2 separate regions of the Mus musculus genome follow, and region 1 is linked to region 2. Evidence: chromatin loops called from intact Hi-C (ENCODE). Cell type or tissue: gastrocnemius. All regions are shown on one strand.

Evidence for each region. A loop is a pair of places that touch in the nucleus more often than their neighbours do. Peaks named below come from ENCODE experiments on the same cell type or tissue, not always from the same donor. Only the 100,000 strongest peaks of a DNase experiment are listed, where the experiment ranks them.
Region 1: it touches region 2 in a loop (16-fold over the local background); 4 of 42 quality-filtered maps call a loop at or near these places.

Annotation. Positions count from the first base shown.
Region 1 is chr2:51,541,025-51,543,524 of GRCm38, reverse strand. No RefSeq gene overlaps it. Among named protein-coding and RNA genes, the nearest start is that of Gm13491, 68 kb to the left of the region's middle. In gastrocnemius, a CTCF peak has its summit at 1,089 (motif pointing left); a DNase peak (open chromatin) is centred at 1,086.
Region 2 is chr2:51,829,259-51,831,758 of GRCm38, reverse strand. No RefSeq gene overlaps it. Among named protein-coding and RNA genes, the nearest start is that of Gm13490, 98 kb to the right of the region's middle. In gastrocnemius, a CTCF peak has its summit at 1,273 (motif pointing right); a DNase peak (open chromatin) is centred at 1,310; H3K4me3 peaks cover 239 bases; H3K27ac peaks cover 289 bases.

The DNA of each region.
Region 1 (2,500 bases), 290 kb after region 2:
TCAAACTGTAGCTAGCGGAACGCCCCCCCCCACCCCATCCCGTTTCAAGTGGCATATCCATTGGGATCTGCTACTGGAGGATTTAACTTAGAATGGCTTACAAATCAGGATGCTAGTTGCTGCGCCCAGTGATTGTGTTACCTGTTAATTCTGAACGAAATTTGTGTGGTGTTTCCCTTCACTTGGCGACTCAACTGGCTTCCAGAGAGAAAGGTATGGCGGCAAAGTGTGGGTTTTCAAGAAGTGCACCCCAAAAGTCCGTGGGAATTTGGAAGTGTGGGGCTGGTGTAGCAACGACCCATCAGTGAGAACTGCGACATGGGCAGTCGCTGCTTGGAGCTTGGAGGTGCCGGGGCCACAGAGTAGCTGGTGTTAGAGTGGGATGGTGCCTCTTTAATATTTCAAGCAACAGAGTCGTACCTTCCATGTCTATTATTAATAAAAAAAAATAGCCTTGACCCCATGTTCAACTGTATATAATAAACTCACTGAGATTCCACAATGATGCTGATTTTCCATATGAGACCCCATTCTACCCAATCCCAGCTCCTCGGATCCTCCTTCTTTCCCGAATGTCCATCACATGTTTGTTCATTGTAGTGGCTTTGGAACTTGTGGTGTGAGGCATAGTATACTCCTTTCTTCAAACAGCTTTACCTGAGAATGTTCATTGCAATGAGTTGTTAGGCTAGTTTGAGGCCTCTGACTTCTGCCACAACAAAAATACTGGACCCTCATAAAGAATCTCCCATATCCTGCTGTTGCTCTGTGTCCTGTTGGGGGAACTTGTGGAAATGAATCTGCAGGGCTGGCCCCTTCACCCGCTCTGGCAACTCACAGATGGGGAAGATGGTGTGGGCCTACTCAAAGCCTTGGCCCTGTGCCTGAGTGGTAGTATCTGATCACCCTGTTAGATTTCCCTTTCCCACCAGAGCTGTCTCTCCAATTGGCTCTCCAATTTCCAGCCCTGCACTGCTGTGGTCATTGGGTCTGCTTTCCCATGTCCATGGCAGTAGAACCAGCTCTTCAAAATCGCCCAGCTGAGGGGCAGAGCAGCTCTCCCACAATATGTCATTGTTGGCGCCACCCTGTGGTAATCAGTGTGGGGGCAGAGCTAGCTCAGTGCACTCCTTGGAAATCAACATGATTTCAGGTACAGACCACAGATATCCTCAAAGCCTTCGGTGGTAGTATGGGCCCCAGACATCAACATAGACCCTGGCTACAGCAAGACCACAGACCCAGGCACGGCCCTTAGTTGCAATACAACTCAGATGTCAATACAGCCTCTGGTGCCTGCTCAGGCTCTTCACATAAGGCTGTTCCTCACTGCTCTCTAATCTCCAGTTCTGACTCTCTTCATAGCCTATTCTTTACAGCTACGGTTCTCTTCCTTTCCCATCACTCTGTCACTCTGCCTGGCTGTCAGTGTTCCAGTGCAGTCTTTAAAAAAATGTAACATTTACCGACTTCGTTCTTTGACAACTTCATGCATGTATAACGTAGTACTTTCTTTTGCTATAAATTCTCCCACCCTAAAATATCCCTGTTGCACTCCTCCCTAGAAGTCTCTCTCTCACTGTGCAGATTAGTGTTGTCAACTACAGTCACCGGGAAATATGGAAGCCTGTGCCACCCTCTGAGTCTCACCCATGAAAGGTTTTGCCTCCCATGGAGCTGAGGCACTGAAGTCCCTGACATTGCCATGACCCATGTCAACAACACATATCTGCTTATTTCGGGTTTCCTCTACTCCCCACAATACCATTTACATAGTTCAATTTTGATAAACGACTTTTTACTGCAAGTGGAAATGGGACCATGCTATACATTTATTAAGGCAAATTGGGACTGTAGCCACACATGCTATAAATTAATATTAGGAAAATTAGGCCTGAGAACCTACCTATCAGGCATGTTAGACAAAGGAAAGGGCTTAGCCCACAAGAGGCCTCTTTGCCTCTTTAACCCTTTGTAGTCACCACACACAAACACACACACACACACACACACACACACACACACACACACACACCGAGAGAGAGAGAGAGAGAGAGAGAGAGAGAGAGAGAGAGAGAGAGAGAGAGAGATTTACTGTGTGGTATATGATATTTAATCTAAGAGGGTATTTAGCAAGTTGTTTGCAATGAAACTATCCTGTCCTATAAATTTGTTATTCAATAAATCCTGACTTGAGAAATGACATAAATGTGTTTTCCTGTGTCCTATAGAGTGTGATCAGGAGATACAACAACAATGGGGAAGAACCTTCTCTCTCTGCCTCTTTTCACAGTAGTGACACCAAGCCAAGGGATATGCTACTAAAAGCAGTCAAATATTGAAGGCAGAGGAATGAACCAACTTACTAGGAGTCGTGTTCAGATTCGATTCTCCACGGTAAAGAGGAGGTGAGAGGTCCTAACTGGTCAAATGGAGGACCTAGAGGATCCTGACTGATGTTTTGCTCAAAGCCAAGGATCTGTGGTGCAGCACTTGGTAT
Region 2 (2,500 bases):
AGAAGCTTGGGAGTGATTTCTGCATGCATCCAAAATAAGGAAGTTTTTACTTTACTTGACAAGGAAATTAAAGGCAGTGAATAGATTATTCAGTGGACTGCTGATGTGGCCCAACGTCCTCCTGGCAGGTGCACTGTGCTCAAATATACATGATAATGCTTCAAATGTAAATAAGGTTAATGAATTTTAATATTCCTCGGGATCTTGTATGCACGCTCCCATTTGCATAGTGACTTATTTCGCAAGTCCCTTTGTAAATATTGCAATGAAATAAACATAAGAGAAGAACACAAAGAAGTGCATACAATTAACTCAGCAGACAGCCCTCCATGAAGGCCGATTGGATCATATCACAGGATCACAGGCATCAGGGGTGGAAGAGTCCCCTAAGCAGGCCAGCTGATCCTTCTTTATAGCGGGAATTATTTTTTTTAGGGGCTTTCAAAAAATTAGCTTGGATCAAATCAATGTGCTTCAGGTGACAGGGTTTGCCTTCAGAAAGACATTTGCAGAGTCTCTATTTGAAGAACTGTGGTCTGCAAGATGCGGTGTAAGGGATGAAGAAGGGAGGCCTCTACCAAACCCTCTGGGCATACACGTACACTATGAATGGGGTAGCTCCTGACTGGGCATCCTCACCAGGCCTTGAACTTATTCTAGAAAGCATCATAGCACAAATACTGTCTAGAATGTGTGTGTGTGTGTGTGTGTGTGTGTGTGTGTGTGTGTGTGGTGTGTGTGTGTGTTGAGGTGTTCTTTTGGACTTGTTCACTTGGAATCTTTAGCGTCCCCCATGTGTCATGTGTCAGTGGCTAGGTAGAGAGAGAACATTAAAACCATGTGGTACAGTTGATTTCAGTGGAATGTATACACTAAGGTTTTCATTTTTATGTATTTTTTTTAACTATGTGCCTCTATAACATTGGCTTGTAGGCAAGTTGCTGGGGGGGGGCATTTCCTTGATTTGTGATTGATGTCCACTGTGGATGATGTCATGCCTGGGCTGGCGGTCCTGGGTTCTTTAAAGCTGAGCAAGCCATGGAGGGCAAGCCATTAAGCGGCTTTCCCCTATGGCTTCTGTTTCCATCTCTGTCCTCTTTTCTCTTCATAAAGAACCATAATCTGTAAGATGCTTTTCCTCCCTGAGTCATGATGATATTGCGTTTGTTATGGCATTTATCACAGCAATAGAGAGCAAACTAGGACAGCGAATAAGAGGGAAGACCACACAGTTTCTAAATATTGCCTTGAAAGCAAGTCTGTTCGGTCAGCAGAGGGAGCTCCAATCAGGAAACACGAAGGAGGAAAAGAAATGAAGCCTGTACTTCAGAGGAGGCAGGGTTCCAGCAGGGGTCAGGAGTTCAGTTCGAGTTTTCTGAAGGAAAAACAAAATGAAAGCATTAGAAAGGAAAGAGATCAGAAAATTGCTGCAAGAGTAATAATAATAAATTTAAAATGGGAGGGAATTAGGTGGCATGATTAGCAGCTGTCACTACCTCGATCAGAAAAGCTGGTTAATTGCCCATGTAATACAGGTGCATAATTTCCTACCCATACACTTCACGGGGGACTCACAAATGAATTACATGCCACTTCCATTAGGTTGCTGACGATGTAAGTCCAAGCAATACCTTTGACTTAGAAGGAACTACAGTGATTAAAAACTAGCTTCATAAATGCATACAGAAGTGCTCTCTCTCTCTCTCTCTCTCTCTCTCTCTGTGTGTGTGTGTGTGTGTGTGTGTGTGTGTGTGTGTATGTGTTTCCAAGGCCTTGGATTGAAGGTAGGGGTTATGATTTGCTTCTTTGTTACAGAGATTTGAGAAGAAGGCCTGAGAGTTAAACTGCTTTGTCCTCAATTGATGGGCGTCACAACACAAACACCATGAAATTCATCATTCGATTTATTGCCTTATGCAGCTAAGTACCCCACATAAGTTCAAGAGTTTCTGCAAGCACCACACTCCTACTTGCCCAGTTTTCTTTCCCTCATTAACTCTGGCCTCTGACACTTGGTGGTAGCCAATGGTCCCCACAGAAATTCTGACGTTGTGGGACAGAGTCCAAGTGGAAAAAAGAAACTTGTGGGGATTTGCTGATCTCCTGTTCTTTTTTTGCTTATCAATCTTTAATGCCTGATGGATGTCAAATGCAAACAACATCAGTGACTACAAAACATGTTCTCTCTCTCTTTTAAGGCTAAGCATACTTGGCTATTCCTTTAAAATATTCTAGTCCTGAAAACTGGGATGTACCTTCTATCATACTTCAAGCATTCAGAAGCACCCCTCATTGTGGTGCTTGAAGGAAGTGGACCCTCTTTCCCCGTATATGATTTTTTTTAAAGTTGAAATTTGTTTTCTTCATATAATGTATTTTGATCATTTCCCCTCCCCTAACCCTTCCCAGATACCTACCCAACTTTATGTTCTTTCTCTCTATTTCAACAAACAAAAAATAAAAATTTAGAAGCAAAAATATAAACAAAACAAAAAACAAA